Linked DNA regions of Mus musculus: region 2 is linked to region 1. The links are chromatin loops, found by intact Hi-C in ENCODE. Cell type or tissue: gastrocnemius. All regions are shown on one strand.

Region 1 (8,000 bases):
TTAGAACATACCGCAACCTGCAGGAAGAAATCCTCAAACTCTGCGTGGACTTTCTCTACTGTCTCTGCACATACATGCACAGGAGCGAGAGCCTGCAGACTCTGGCTGCCTTCTCCCGCCATCCAGTCACTGACCTGGGCAGAAGACAATGGTTAAAGTGTGATGTGGGGTAAGGAGCTGCATCAGGCTACCTGCTTACTTTATTGTGTGTAGATACATGTATGTGTGTGTGTGTATGTATGTGTGTGTGTGTGTGTATGTGTGTGTATGTGTATATGTGTATGTGTATATGTGTGTATATATGTGTGTATGTTTATGTATGTGTGTATATGTGTGTGCATGTGTGTGTGTGTTTATGTATGTGTGTATGTGTGTATATGTGTGTGCATGTGTGTGTATGTGTGCATATGTATATGTGTATGTGTGTGTATATATATGTATGTGTATGTATGTGTGTATGTATGTGTATATGTGTGTGTGTCATATGTGTGTATATGTGTGGATGTGTGTGTGGATGTGTATGTGTGTATGTGTGCGTGTGTGGGTATGCATATGTGGGTACACTTGTATATGGAGGTTAGATGTCAACCTAGGTTGCTCCCTTAGGAGCTGCCCACCATTTATTTATTTATTTATTTATTTATTCATTCATTCATTCATTCATTCATTCATTCATGCATTCATTTATTTATTTCTGATACAGGGTCCCTCACTGGGCTCTGGGGTTCACCAATTAGGCTAGGCCTGGCTGGCCGGTGAACCCCGAGGGTCTCGGCCTCTGCTGCCTCGGTACTGAGGTTACGAACACACAGCCGTACACCCAGTGTTTTATGTAGCTTCTGTGGATCAAACTCAGGTCCATGTACCTGTGGTAAAGCACTTCACTGACTGAGCCTTCTCCCTGACCCTTGACCTCTTGAGGGGCCATAGTCTTCTTGTCCTCAGCCAGTCATGGGCCCGGATGGAAATCCCAGTAATGACCTGGCTCAGCTCAACGCAGAGGGGCTATGGTTCTGAGTGCCCTGTCCCTGGGAGACCCTCTGTCTGTATGGTTGTGGAAGGAAGCCAAGATGGTGTGAGGTCAATAAGAAGGTAAAACTTGAGTCAGTCTGACCACTTACAGTCACCTGATCATAAAAGGTTGGTCTCTGGGGATGAGTTCTCTGTCTTAGGGGTATGTAACTGGGTCTGGAGAAACCCCTGCCAGTGGCAGAGAGTCTCCCAAGAACTCACTGACGCCCCTGGCTTCAGTTTATGGGTGGTAATGGATAGGCATGAACAGTCACTGAGGGACAGATGATAAAAAGGTCCTCTGACCCTGTGATGGTTATGATGTGTGTGTGAACATGACAGAGTATAGAATCAGCTAGGAGACTAGCCCCTCGCGCTTATCTTGATTTTGGTGATTGCAATGGGAGACACGCCCACTGTGGGTGGCGCCATTCCTGGCTGGGCTCCTGGGTGTATATTCCCAATTATGGATGTGATATGACCAGCCGTTTCAAGGTCCTTGTCTTCCCCACCATGAAGCACCCTTGAACTGTGAGCCAGAATAAACTCCCCCTGGTTGCTTTTGCCAGAGTATTTCCTCATAGTGACAGGAAAAGAAAATGAGGTATTCTTGCTCTGGGGGCACTGACAAGCTCCTACAAACTTACAAAATTCAAGGCTAGAAATGAGAGTGCAGAGGCTTGAGCAGTCAGGTGACCTGGGGCTGCCCAGCCAGGAGGACCTGGCCCAAGGCAGAGAGAGCTGTGTGGATTTTAGGTAACCCCCAAGTGAAGGGTTACCAACAGCTCCAGGCTCAGACTTCAGATGTGCAACCACAGTGGGCAGCATATGCCAGCCCTGGATTCCCCATGTGTGGTGGGGAATCCCCAAAGCTCCTTTGTCACTGATAAGAGACCATGCTGGAAGACAAGGATATTCACAAGTACACTAGTCTGGGGCACACACACAGCCAGTGCTCAATAAATGCAGCCCCTGTGACTGTATCTTAATCACTGTTTGAATGCATGTTTTCTGCCTTGCCCCAAACACCAAGGCCTGCCAGCTTGATATGTTAACTGCAGAACATAGTGAGCCCTGTAAAAATGCCATGTCCCCTGTAGCCTCCCCTTCACCTGGTGGATGGCAGTCTCCAGGTGGCCCAGGCGGACGCGGAGCTCCAGCCTTCGGAGGAGTTGATTGGACGCAGTGACCAAGTCATGAAGCTGACCATCCACAAGGTTGTACAGGGCAGCAGCCTCGGTCAGATGGCTCCTGGGACGGGGCAAGAGGGTGAAAAAGATGTTCTTCTCTGTGCTCTCATCAGGCAAGTGCCTGCCCTCCTAATCTGTGGCCACAGCTGGGCTGCCAGCCACTGACTTACTGTGTGACCTAGAGCAGGTCCCTAGCCTTCTCTGGGCCTCAGTGGCAAACCTGAGGGTGCCACAGGAACTGAAATGATTCTTCTCCTTTTTGGTGGAGTATTAAGCCAGCTGGGTAGATCCGAGTCTGAACCCCAACTCTGCTAACTGCTAGCGTGGGTCCTTGTGCAACATCACCACTTCGGGGGTCTCTGGCTCCACAGGTGGATTTCTGAGTTCGAGGCCAGCCTGGTCTACAGAGTGAGTTCCAGGACAGTCAGAGCTATACAGAGAAACCCTGTCTCGAACCCCCCCCCCAAAAAAAAGTGGGGATAGTAACAGAACTCACTTCCTGGAGTGGCTGTGAGCAGCGAGTGATCTGAGCAGGGGCTTCCAGAAGCTCAGAGCTCACATTCCACTCCAGGCCGGCATCAGGCCCTGACCGTGAAACTTTCTAGTACTGCTTCCGGGGTTCTGGCCAGCCAGGGGACCTTGGACCTTCCCTATGTCATGAGAAACATTCAGTGGAGTGTCAGGCCCAGGAGGCTGGGTGGCATTCACCCATTTGCAACATGCTATCTTCCTGACCTCCATTCTGCAGGGAACAGGTGCAGAGAGGGTAGCAACTGTAACCAGTGATGGTCTTTTGTCTCGGATAGAGACTCAGGGTCAAAGGCTGGTTTCAAATTCCTATGTAGCCAAGAATGGCATTGAACCTGGGGTCCACCTGCCCTGCTAGGCATTTTTAAATTGGCCAAAGCCAGAGGATCTAAAGCCAGGGGACTTCTCCCATGGAGGTGCTTGGTGAAGGGAGAAACCTGGAGTCTCCCATCCCTTCCTGGGAGCCGGTTTTCAAACAAAGATGATGGAAGGAAAGGTGCCTTTTCAAGGGACCCCAGTCACGGATCCGACATTCATCAGAAAAAAAGTCCAAAACTCCTGAAGGAATGGGGAGCCACAAGGGCTGCAGGGATGAGCACAGAACAGCAAAGTGCTGCGGTGAGCATGGGCCCACAGCGCCCCCTGGTGGAACTCCAGGTCAAAGGTCTGGAGGGACCTCAGGTAGTCAAGATGGGCTGGGTGAAGCAGGTGAGGCAGTGACATGGTGGATAACAACAAGGCATTGTGAGGGGCAGGAGATGGAAAAGGGAGAGATCCGTGTGTGGAGGGGGGAGACAAGAGCGGAAGTCCTTCAATGCCTGTCTCTGGCTAAAGATGAAGGAGGGGCTGGTGAGGTTATCCCCAAGGTTCAGAGGGTAAGAAGGTGGCTTCCCTAGCCTCACCCTACGCATTCTCTTCACAGGGCGGCCCCACTCCTGAACTGTAACTGGGAATGAAGGAGGGGAGACCGGGTGTCTATACCTGACATCGGGGTTAGCATTTAGCCCGCTGGCCTCTTGCTGCAAGCTGGCCAGAGTAGTTCCACCTTCCCTCTGGAGAGCCAGCAGGCCCGGGTCCCTCAGCACCGTCTCCATCAGCTCCTTGGACTTGCTCAGGCACCTGGTAGCCTCCTGCCAACAGAGGGAGGTGTCCTGAGGCGCAATCTCCTCTCACCACCTTCCAGGGATCCCCACAGGGAGAGAGCCTGACTTTCCCAGCTGAGTCCAAGCATCTCCATCTGTCCTTCAATCTCTAACACATCTGAAGCTACGGCCCTCCTATCACCATGGTAACCTCACTGGTCCTAGCTCCCTCTTCTCTCTGGAACACCCATCCCAGACTCTTGGTTGAGCTCTCTGATGCTCTCTGGTTTTCCCTGTAGCCAAAACGTTTGTTTTAAACAAACAAACAAACAAACAAACAAAACAAACAAAAAAACAAAGGGTATACCCCATGATCCCCTTCTTCAAACTCCCCTGGGCTCCGCAGCCCAGCTCCTGGGCCCATCTCTCAGAGATGTGGTTCTTAGCCTCCCCCTAACTCTGCTCCACAGACATGCAGCTACTCTGCCTCAGGGTTGTTGCACATGCTTGCTCTCTGCCTGGAGGCCACTCACCCGCCTCGCTCTTCTCACTCAATCTTACGTTTACAGCATCTGGCACAGCTGGTACTGTCTTCCTTCCCTCCCCCACCCCATTCTTTCCTTTTTCAGCATAGGGTCTCATGTATACTAGGCAATTATTCTCACCACTGATCTATATCCCCAATCCCTCATAACTACGTTTTAAACGGCCACTCTGCCACTGCACCCTGACCCTCACCAGGGCACAGACAGGCAAGCCAGTTCCTCAGGCTGGGTCCCCAGAGCAGGGTGCATGGTGGATGCCCAAGAACTATTGGCTAAAAACTAATGAGTGAAAAGCAGAGTGCCCCTCGCCAAGTGTCCCTTTCCCCTCATGCGCTCTTGGTACTTAAAAGCCTGAGGTATGCTGGTAGCTTCCTCACCCTGCATTCCAGGTTTACCTGCACCCCACCAGGGGGTTCACCCTTCTCAAACTCTTGGATGGAAGCCTGCAGCAGGGAGGAGGCCTGGCGAAGGTCAGTGAGGAATGGGTCCAGTTTCTGCAGGGACAGGAACCAGAGCGGAGCTCAGCCTGAGGGAACCGAGAGGAGAGGCCTTTCCCTAGGGGACTCCGGAAGGGACCAGGCTTACACTACATCAGAACCATCAGGAGAGCTGGTGAAAGTGCCTCTCCACCATGCCCCAGTCTTCCTCTCACCTCTACCCTACCCCTCGCCCCATAGATGTGCCAATGCTCTGGGGCAGTCTGAGAACATCTACCAAGTCTCCAAGCCACAGTGCCACTACTGCAAGTCACTGTGGTCTGCAGTGGGGGAACAGGAGCCAGAGGAGAAAGAGGGAAGGCCTGAGCTGTTCACAGACCCTGGGGGTCCTTGCAGAAGGGGTAGGATGGAGGTGTGAGGGTGGGCTAGAGAAACACCTTGGCCCAGTTGAGCCATTGGCTAGCTGTGAGATCGCATGCAACCTCTCTGGGCTTCCCTGTACTTCTGGGAGGTGAGAAATACAGTACATATTTTACAGCAGGATGAAGGGTTGATGGACTAATTTGTGACAGAATTGAGTACAGAGCCCAGAGCTTGCCAGAATCATGATCACCATCAGTTTTACACTCTGGATCACCCAGTGAGATTCCCCTTAAAGGGACAGCCTGAAAGTTGAAGTTCAAAGGTCATGGGGTTAATGGGAGGCCTCTGGAGAGGGAACCTGGAGCCCGGGAGCAGGACATGCCACTGAAAAAACGAGTAGACGCTGCTCCCCTCTCCCTGTTCAGGCGGGTGATTCCAGGACACCGAGGCCAGGATGCCCAAAACCCTGTGCTAAGTGTCCTGTAGAACCTTGCACATTTCCTGGGGACTACAAATTGGCTGGCAATGACTCAGGTACCTGATGCCAGTAGAAGCCTGCAGAGGGTCCCAGGCATCAATGCCTCCCTCCCCTACCTCCATATTTTGTTTCTTTCTTTCTTTAGTTTTTATTGGGAGAGGGGTATGCACACCATTCTTCCTCTCTCTGTCTCTGTCTTTCTCTCTCTCTCTCGTGTGTGTGTGTGTGTGTGTGTGTATGTGTGGTGTGTGTGTGTTTGCATGCATGTGTGTGCGTATGTGTGTGTGTGAGAGAGAGTGTGGTGTGTGTGTGTGTGCATGCATGTGTGTGCGTATGTGTGTGTGTGAGAGAGAGTATGGTGTGTGTGGTATATGTGTGTGTGTGTGTGCATGCATGTGTGTGTATGTGTGTGTGTGTGAGAGAGATTGTGGTGTGTGTGTATGTGGTGTATGTAGTGTGTGTATGTGGTGTATGTGGTGTGTATGTGGTGTGTGTGTATGTGGTGTATGTGGTGTGTGTGTATGTGGTGTATGTGGGGCGTGTGTGTGTGTGCGTGTGTGATTCAGGTGATGTGTCATGGAGCTGGTTCTCTCCTTCCGCCTTTGCATGGGTACCACGGATGGAACTCGGGTCACCAGGCTTACATGACAAGGGCTTTTACCCGCTGGGCCAGCTCACTGGTTGCTTTCTCTGAGTTTGTTTAGTTTCTTGCAACAGGGTCTCATGTAGCCAAGGATGACATTAAACTCTGTCTCAGGTGCAGGGATGGACAGCTAAATACTCTCATCCTGATTATCCACAGTTACACTGCACTCAGCAGGACATGAGGATACAGGCCTGTTACCCCAATACTTGGGACTCAGGAGGGAGGAGGCTCTTGAGTTTAAGGCAAATTGGACCACAAAGTCAAGAATATATGGCCACATGGTCTGAGTTATGTATCTAGACCCTGCCTCAGACAAACAGGGCTGGGCCTGGAAGCTCAGAGCACACCACTCCCCCCGCTCACTTGGGGCCTCTTGTTCACATCCCAGGGCCACTGACAAGAAAAAGCAAACCAAACAATTCAAACAAGATCGCCTACAAGAAGAACAGATCATCAGCCACCTGTCAGACTGCCTGAGGAGACAGGGGTTCTCCGAGGACGGGTGACTTTGCCCCCAACCCTGGCTGGAAGCAGTTATAACTTGGGAGAGGCAGGAGGCTGTTGGCCATACCACAGTGCAGAAGGGAACCGCAGACCCTGGCTGAGAGGTCCAGTGGGTGGAGGGGCCCTGCGTGGGCCTTCAAGATAGAGTATTCCATGGCTGCTGCCTCGCTCTGGTGGCCTCCGGAGTTAAACTGGGCACCAAACCTGTGGGTGCAGGGCAAGGAGCCAGGAGCAGTTTCCTTCCCTGCCCTGTAGGCGGCAGTGCATACTAACCCACAGCGTCTGCGCTCATCAATCCGCTTTCAGCTGACAACAGCTGAAACCTTCCACGTGTGCCAGATACCCTTCCAAGCTCGTCACTCACATTAATTCAGCACTCATAAAAAAATCCCATGGAAAGGCGACCTCATTACCCTCCCCATTCCTCACTTTGCTAACGAGGAAGGCACGGCCCAGAGAAGGTGGGGAAACTCACAGAGCAGAGCTGGACTGGATCCTAGCAAGCTGGCCTCAAGAGCCTAATGCCTTACTGGGGCTACACCGAACCTTCATTGTAAATGTTTGTTGAATGACTATCTGTCCTTGAACCCTGTTTTTGACAGGGTTGAGGGACCCATGGGGCAGGGCGGGGAAAGGGAGAGGAGAAAGGTTGGAAATTGAAGACTCTGAGGGTAGACACCTGGAAGAACTGCACCCACTCGCTGTGGTGGTAGGGAAAGGGGCCCTCCAGAGCCTCCGGCAGCTGGCTAGGGTCCACGTGGTTTCTGAGGGCCTTCAGCGACGTCAGTACCTCCACCTGCAGAGAAAAGGAGACTCAGAAGGAACAGAGGACTCTCCCCAGAGATGTAGGAGGTCTTGCTTAGATCTCTGTGCAGGCTCCACATCTCCCTCTGAGTAGGTCCAGAATGGTGTTCTGAGCAGTGAGTCTTCTCTGGAAGCTTTGATAAATCCTTTGACCCAGACCCTGTTTCTGGAATGGCACAGACAAGTCACACATACTGCTACTCCCAAGGCGCTGCTCAAGGCAGACATCATCAATCAACTGCAGCGCTCATTGATCTAGAACTCTTTCTCAGTGCTGCTGTCTCAGGGATGAAATGTACGTAGTTCTCACACTGCTCTCAAATGACCCATAACAGTGTTGTTCCCTCCTAGGGGCTGATGGTTACCAAATCCTAACAGTGTCCCCTGAGACACAGAGAAGGCATTTGCCAGG
Region 2 (8,000 bases), 56 kb before region 1:
CTTGAGAGAGTAGGCACTCTCAGAGATTTCAGACCACTGAAGGACATGTGATCCCACTGAGGCCCAGGGTGAGGACTGGCCCAAAGTCTTCCAGCCTAGTTTCCGGGCCCCCTGCTGTGCACAAGTTCCAAATTCAGGGAAACCATCCTGGAAGTACAGAAGGCTTCTACAAAAACCACCTCAAGTGAAAGGTCTGTGGCCCTTGCTACAAATCAAAAAGCAGGTGCCTGGTAATGACCGACCACACCACAGCAAAGAAGTTAACGCCACTGCCACTGAGGCTGGGCAGACCCACAAAATCCTCAACGTTGGAAGGCTCAAGCAGGAAAAAGGCCATTTTTCTAGAAGCCCTGGTGGCAACCATCCCCTGGCCTGGGGAGACAGGGTGGAGTACCCCACCCACACAGGCTGAAGGGTGCAGTAGCCAGGGTTCAGAGTCATAGAGGCCAGGGGGAACCTTGGTGGAGGAAGCCCCAGCAGAGTAATCCGGGGCTGTCTCTGAGGTCCCCCAGATTTTGGGGATAGGGATGGAAAACTGCCTTGCAGATAAGCAGCCCCTTTGGTGACACTTCACAGCCTGTTGAGGTTTCAGAAAAAGGAGTGACCGAGGCCTCTGGAATTTCCCTGTTTGCTTCAGGTCCCTCTGAACATCCCCTCTCTTGCCTCATGTCCCTTCTCTGAGGTCACAGTGCAGGCAGATGCCATCCCTGAATGGACTTGACCTTATAGTCAGCTGGGATTCTGGTCTGACCGTGTTAGGAACATCCTCCATTGTACAAGTCCTGACTCATGTGATCCCGAGTGTTTCCCATGCACACATGTGAGCACATGTGAAGGAGGCAGGCAGGGAATGAACAGGACCCTGGACCCTCTCCACTCTTCTCAGCCCTGTGGCTGTACCAAGGCTGGTCCAACTGCCCCTAACTTACAGCAGAGAACCCTGAGCTTCAACAAGTGGACAAGGAGAATCTGGGCTTGGAGAACACGAGGGCTCAAGAGGACCTGAAAGAACAGGCAGGCCTGGCTTCAGTGGCGCTCCACCAGATGCTGGAATTGAGACCACAGAATCAGCCAGGAAAGTTGTACCCCTTTCCAGGCACAGAGAAAAGCCAAGTGCCCCCTGCGCTGGCCAGCATCCCTGAGTGGCTCCCCTGCACCTGGCACACAGCAGGGACCCAGTTCTTAACTACTTATTGGGAGACCCATGACAGTAACTCACCCTTCCCAGTACACCTTCTGGGTAGCATTTTCACCTCATCCAAGGGGCAGAATTAACGGCTATGCCCTGGGGTGGGGAAAACTGAGGCCAACAATTCAGGGCCAGCAAGGTGCCTCCCATTGGCCCACCTGTCGCTCTCCTCTGGAGCTTTGGAGACAGCCCAGCCTGCTCCCGACTCTACCTCCCCGCGGCCCAGGCACTCACCCTCTGCCATGGCCAGGCTAGCGGCGACAGCTCAGACGCAGCGGGACACTCAAGCGAGGATCACCAGCGCGGTGCTGCGGACCAGCCGCGCGGCGCGAACTTATAGCCCAGGGCGGCCGGGCGGCCGGGCGGGCCCCGGGCGGGGCGGGGCGGACACCCCCGGCTGTCTGTCCGGGAACTAAGGCTGCCGGGAGCGCCCCCTGCTGGACACAGGACGACCTCGGAACAGACACCTGGAGCGTGTGACCAATACCCTAGACACAGAGATATGCTCCACAAGCCAAACCAGTGGCCAAGAACACGCACCTCTCCACACATATACATGAATATACCACACACACACACACACACACACACACACACACACACACACACACAGATACGTATGCACATACATACCACATCCATACATACACATAAACCATCTACACATGTATACTATACACACACATACTGCATGCAAACACATGAACATGCCATACACACATGCACATGGAGCAGGCACACACACACACAACCAAGCCGACAGATAACCATAGAGATCCACACATAGTCCCATAGAATCAACTAACAATTTTGGACACACAATGCTTAAAGGAACATCCCACATTAAGTCACATTGCAAACCTAGAGAGCCAGGACATAGGCATAGCCAGACACGGGGCTGGGTTTCCACGAAGCCACATATAACCCTCAAATGCGTAGGTATCTGGATGTGGGTGCTTATAGACTCTTGGCAGACAGGGGTGCAGGTACTGGCACGCGGACTCCCACAGACACCCATACCCTTCCTGTCCCACCCAGCCACTCATTCCGATAATTCCCCCACCCACCCATTGCTCGCCCATCCTCTTGCCTATCCCTGTTCCCATCCCTCTCCCTGTGCTAGCCCACTGTGAACTACAGCCAGAAGAGCCCAGGGACCACCGTACCGCTGACCCTTCCCATGGACCAACTCCATCCTGGCTTCTCTGATGACAGCTTGCTAAGCTCCCTTACCACCATGGAGCCTGAGTGGGCGACTTCTTGAAAAGGCATAGGCCTGTGAATCCCTCTAGCCCTTCTTCTGGAACACATTGCATGACTGGCCGCTTTGACCTGAGAGGATACCCCCAGACTCTATTTGAGTGTGACTCAGGGTGCCAAGACAAGCCCATACAGTCCTTGGGGACCCCGGGGTCACCCCACTTTATGGTAGTTGTTATAGAAATTGCTCCCTGTGACTGGTGAAGGACCAGAGGGAGGAGTTGGCGAGTGACCACCAGACAAGAGGCAATTCTTGATTACGCATGCTGCCCCTGACAGTTAGGGGCTCAGGGAGGTATCTCGCCTTTGGGGGCCTCCATTCCATCCTGTGAGGAATAAGGACAAGAATTCATTCCTCATGAGTTTGAATGGGGCATAGTCAAAGTGGTCAACACTAGGGACTCTTGAGCCCAGGCTGGCCTAAGAGTGTCAGCCCTGTCAGAGAAGGTAAGAGCTGTGTCCGCTGACCTTTCCCATCCTAGAAGGACGCATTCTTCCTACCCTTGTCTCCACCCAAGTGCCTCAGAGAACAGGTATGTTATGAAGTCATCCAGACCCCTGCTGTGACTACCATAGAACCCACAGCCAGCCCTCCTAGGGCTGATGTGGAGGCCTGGTCACTCTTGCTACCATCATGTCCCTTTGTTCCTATTTGTATGGTGGCAGCCCTTCCTCCTTAAAGTCCTGTCTAGGTTCCCCAACAGTGGTGTGGCTTGGGCCTCCCTTAACCATTGTATCTCCCACCCATCGTACAATGGAGGCATGCATGGGGGTCACTGTGAGAGGTCCCAGTGGGGTCAGGATTAGCAAGCTGTGATTCACTGAACAGATGGTGGGGGTGTCCCACCAGTTATTTGGGGTGCCTGTGAGAGACTCAGCATGAAACTGCAGGCTTGCTCCTCACCCCGTGGCCAACACTGCATCCTTTCTCTGTCTTTTCTACAGAACTGTAGCCAACTGAGTGGTGGCTCAGGGCCTTAAGCCACCATACTGGACTGGGTCCATTGACTTAAGTAAGGTGGCAGGCAGGGGCTAGGGCAGAACTGGATTCAGAGACTTGGTTCTCAGTCCTGTGACTTGGGTCCTTTGCCTGACTCTGACTTCAGTGTTCAGTTGAGAAGGTCTATGAGACCTTGCTGTGTCATACCTCACAGGGGCAGATAAGACTCAGAAGTGGGGGCTGGAGAAATGGCTTATTGGTTTGGGGGGCACTTGGCTGCTCTTGCAGAAGACCTGGGCTCAATTCCTGGTCCCTACATGGAAACTTACAACTCTCTGTAACTTTAAGATCTAACACCCAGGGCCCACATGGAAGGTCATAACTGTCTGTAACTCCAAGATCTCTCTCTCTCTCTCTCTCACACACACACACACACACACACACACACACACACACACACGCACACACACATGCACACACACACATGCACACACACACACGCACACACATGCACACACACACATGCACACACACACACGCACACACACACACGCACACACATGCACACACATGCACACACACACACATGCACACACACACATCCACACATGCAGCCAAAACACCAATGTACATAAAACTAAATTATTTTTTAAATTAAAAAAAAAATCTCAGAAGTGCCTTGGTGGTGGGGTGTGGAGAAGGTGGTGGAGGGTTGCAGGTCCCTGGAGAGCACTGTGTGGAACCCTTTGCCATGCTTTGCTGGGAACGGACTGTGCAGTTGTCTGAGCAGGAAGTGCATGGAGCTCACTATTGTTTATGGGAGCATCCTCAAGCTGTTAGACCTTTCTGAGCTCTGGCTCTCCTCTGCGAAATGGGCGCATCTCCAGCTGAGGGGATTAGGTATTGTTTACCCAGTGTTGGTCCCATAGTAAAGAATCAGTAAACATGACCAGGAACTTCGTGATGAAGATGTCTGGTACTCTCTCACAAAGTGGGGGTCCCAGGGGACAAGAAGCAGGTCACAATACTGACACTGTTTGCTGGGATGCTCTGAAGGGCTCCCTGTCCCCCCAAGGACTCTGTGCCTGAGCCAGAGCGCTGAATCCTATAGGCCTCAGTACTGGGTCTCATCTGAAAGGAGGCTGGTGTCACAGGAGTGTCAACGGTGAGCTTTCAGATACTCGAATTCTCCATGTATGGCCATGAACTCTGTGGAAGCCTCACGACATGAGTTTTGCTCATTTGTTGAATGATGTAAGAGAGGCAAGAGGTGAGGTGACGGCCTAACTTCACATAGTCAAGTGCATCAGATACAAGGTTTGTCTCTACCAGCCTTAGGGAAGCCCTCAGGGGCCTGTGTCAGTCTCCTCCCAGTAAGGGAAGTCCTCCGGGCTGTGGCTGATGCATCTGACCTGTGGTCTGTCACAGACTGTGGGTGTCCAAAACATCTTTGACATTACAGAAAAAAATAAAAAATAAAAATAAAATAAAAGAAGGATGAGCTAGAAAAGGCTGGAGGGAAAAATAACAAGGAAGGATAGGAAGAAGGGGAAGATTAGACTCAGAGATTGAGCAAATCTGAGGTCACACAGCATGACTGGGCTCCCAGACGTTGTCCATTCCCGTAGGGCAAAGGTCCCTGGGCCAGAGGTGACTCTGAGTTTCATGAAAGGGAGGGGAGCCAAGGGTGGGACAGAGACGGGGTACTAGGAGGCCTTTCCTTTTCTACCAATGGTGACTAACAGGGATGAGCAGGATCTGGTGTGAGGGACCCAAGGCAGTTGGGCCACTCCCCTGGGCTGAAATGGTGGGTGGAGTGGGGCCATTAGCACAGGGGACGGGTGGAAATGTCAAGGGGTAGTCCAGAAACTTCAGAGAGGATGGCATATCCAGGCTGCTGGGGAGGTGAAGGGTGTGGAATGCCATGCTCTGACTGGAAGGCCAACAGCCTCTGTCCAGAGGTCAGTGTCGAACGTCCTCTGCTTGTCCGTGCCGACCAGCGCTGGGGTTGCATCCAGGTGTGTACTGTGGTACCCAGCTTTTATGTGGATTCTGGTATTAACATTCAGGTCCTCACGCTTGCACGTCAGATATGGAACCAACTGAGATATATTTCTAGCCTTCCTGTCTTAGCTTTTCTTCTGTCCCTGTGATAAAATCCTCTGACAAGAGCAACTTGAAAGGGAAGGGTTTACTTCAGCTCACAGTTCAAGGTCATAGTCCATCATTTTGGAGGAAGTATGGGGTCAGTGATTTGAAGCAGCTGACCACGTTGCATCTACAATGAGAAAGAAGAAGAAGAAGAAAGAAGGAGAAGAAGAAAGAAGGAGAAGGAGGAGGAGCAGAAGAAGAAGAAGAAGGAGAAGGAGGAGGAGGAGGAGCAGAAGAAGAAGAAGAAGAAGGAGGAGGAGGAGGAGGAGGAGGAGGAGGAGGAGGAGGAGAAGAAGAAGAAGAAGAAGAAGAAGAAGAAGAAGAAGAAGAAGAAGAAGAAGAAGAAGAAGAAGAAGAAGAAGAGGAAGATCTATCCACTCCAGAGTTCCAACTAAGGAATGGTGCTGCCCACAGTGGTTAGATCTTCCCATATCAATAGACGATGACTTTCAAAGTAATCCCCCACAGGTATGCCCAGAGGTCCATCTCCCAGGTAATTCCAGATTCCAAATAACAATTAGCAGTAATTACCTACAAACCCTTTTAAACCTTCCATTAGCAGTGTCATAGCCCAGCAACAGGACATAGGTTCAAGTTTAGCTCTGCCAGCTACTTTCTGTTGTGATCTTGGGTGTGTCACAGAAGGCAACAGAACACTGCCAGTAGAAAAGTCTACTTAGGTGCAACTTGGATCTTGGCTTACACAGCAAAGAATTCCAGGGCCAACCAGGATGAGCCCAAGTTGGGGTTTATTAAGAAAAGGACTGGGGAGCTGGAGTGATGCCCTCAGAGAGTAAAGGAGCTTATTGCTCTTGCAAAGGTCCGGAGTTCAGTTCCCAGCACCCACAAGGCCCCTCAGCACTAGAACTCCACTTCTAGGGGTCCTAGTGCCCTCTTCTGGTCTCCACTGGTACTGCATACACCTGGCACACATACATGCAGGCAAAAACCCAAACACATAAAATAAAAATATTCTTTAAAAAAAGAGAAGCATCGCAAGGCATGATGGCACACGGCTTTAGTCTCAGCACTCAGGAGGCAGAGGGAGATGGATTTCTGTGAGTTTGAAGCCAGCCTGGTCTAAAAAATAAGTTCCAGGGCAGCTAGGTCCTAGTTCAAGAGAGGAACCCTATCTTGAAAAACAAATAAACAAACACTCAAAAGCATTTGTATGTATCTGAATATCTTAAGTACAGCTGTATGGAGAAGCTGACAGCTAACCTGAGCTACATAAAAACCTGTCTCAATTTTTTAAAAAACATTACAAATAGAGCTATAATCATGGCTGTGAGCATCAGAGAAGCACACAGACTTGCAGAAAGCAGTGTGATAAGGTTACAGTGCATCTTGGATGGTTCATTGGGTGTTTTAACAACCATGTGTGAGGTATCACCAGAAAGGGGTACCTCTAGTTTGTCTCTTATGCAGGTCACCGTCACCGCCATTAGCTTTGGATAAATATTGATTCCAGCCAGTGACAGACTGAAGTCACGTCCACATCTCTCCTCATGGCCTCAAAACTTTTCCTGTCTTTCAATTGCTCTCAACAATACTACTCCAAGCCTTAGTTTGCTCCTCTGCGAATGGGCAGCGTCAGCAAGACAGAACTCTCTCTGAGTCTAACATCACACTTGGTAGAAGGAGGTTGCTTACCAGGGGTAGGGCGGGGATACTTCAGGATTGCATGTGGGCAGGAAGAACCAGCCTCCACTGCCCAACCTGGTGCCACAGAGCTCTGGTTCTGTGAGTCCAGAGACAGAGTGGATCTTGGCCACCAAAAGCCACGGAATGGGTGGTAATGACGAGGGGTTCCTTTGGGCATGTAAAGAAGGTATTATAAAATTAGAGCGTGCTGGTGGCTGCCCAAACTTGTGAACCTGCCAAAACCACTTTAAATGGATGTCGTTTTTCTGGCGTGTGATTTGTAGCTAATGATATATATGTGATGACAGAATGTGAAGGAATAGTGTCGGCGAATTAAAAACAAAAGCAGAAAGCCAGGGCTGAGCTCGGAAGCCTTTGCAAACCCTGACCCACAGGCAGAGGAAGCCAAGCACATCTGGCCATTGGTGAGCGGCAGAGCTCACACCTGAAATGTGCAGCTCCCCTGACAGCACATGTATTCCTTTATTTGTGTACTTGTGAGGACACGCCAGTGCCACAGCCAGCGCATACACAAACACACACACACACACACACACACACACACACACACACACAGGTCAGAGGACTAGGTTCAGAGGACTGAATTCAACTCAGGATGTGAGCTTTGGGTGTAAGAGTCTTTAGTCTTTGTTGATGTCCTAAAAATGCTTTCTGGAACAGCCTACCTCCTCAGACCCTCATTTGGGAAAAAGTTTGAAACTCACTTTGCACAACACAAAATGTTATATAAAACACCAGCCACAACCCAAGCGCCCAAGAGGGCTTTGATAAACTAGCCACGCCCAAGATAATATA

What was found. Hi-C counts contacts between places; a loop is a spot of excess contacts. Peaks named below come from ENCODE experiments on the same cell type or tissue, not always from the same donor. Only the 100,000 strongest peaks of a DNase experiment are listed, where the experiment ranks them.
Region 2: a loop joins it to region 1, with 4 times the contacts of the local background. A loop is called at or near these places in 10 of 42 quality-filtered maps.

Annotation. Positions count from the first base shown.
Region 1 is chr2:158,200,950-158,208,949 of GRCm38, forward strand. It overlaps D630003M21Rik (RIKEN cDNA D630003M21 gene), which reads right to left. Exons shown (of 14, transcript NM_177657.5): 8 at 7,464-7,580; 9 at 4,752-4,850; 10 at 3,711-3,859; 11 at 2,124-2,262; 12 at 12-134. Among named protein-coding and RNA genes, the nearest start is that of 1700060C20Rik, 13 kb to the left of the region's middle. In gastrocnemius, a CTCF peak has its summit at 7,042; DNase peaks (open chromatin) are centred at 3,367 and 7,023; H3K4me3 peaks cover 215 bases.
Region 2 is chr2:158,144,868-158,152,867 of GRCm38, forward strand. It overlaps Tgm2 (transglutaminase 2, C polypeptide), which reads right to left and starts at 1,525. Exons shown (of 13, transcript NM_009373.3): 1 at 1,424-1,525. The coding sequence starts at 1,433. In gastrocnemius, a CTCF peak has its summit at 6,432 (motif pointing left); DNase peaks (open chromatin) are centred at 128 and 1,592; H3K4me3 peaks cover 1,705 bases; H3K27ac peaks cover 1,664 bases.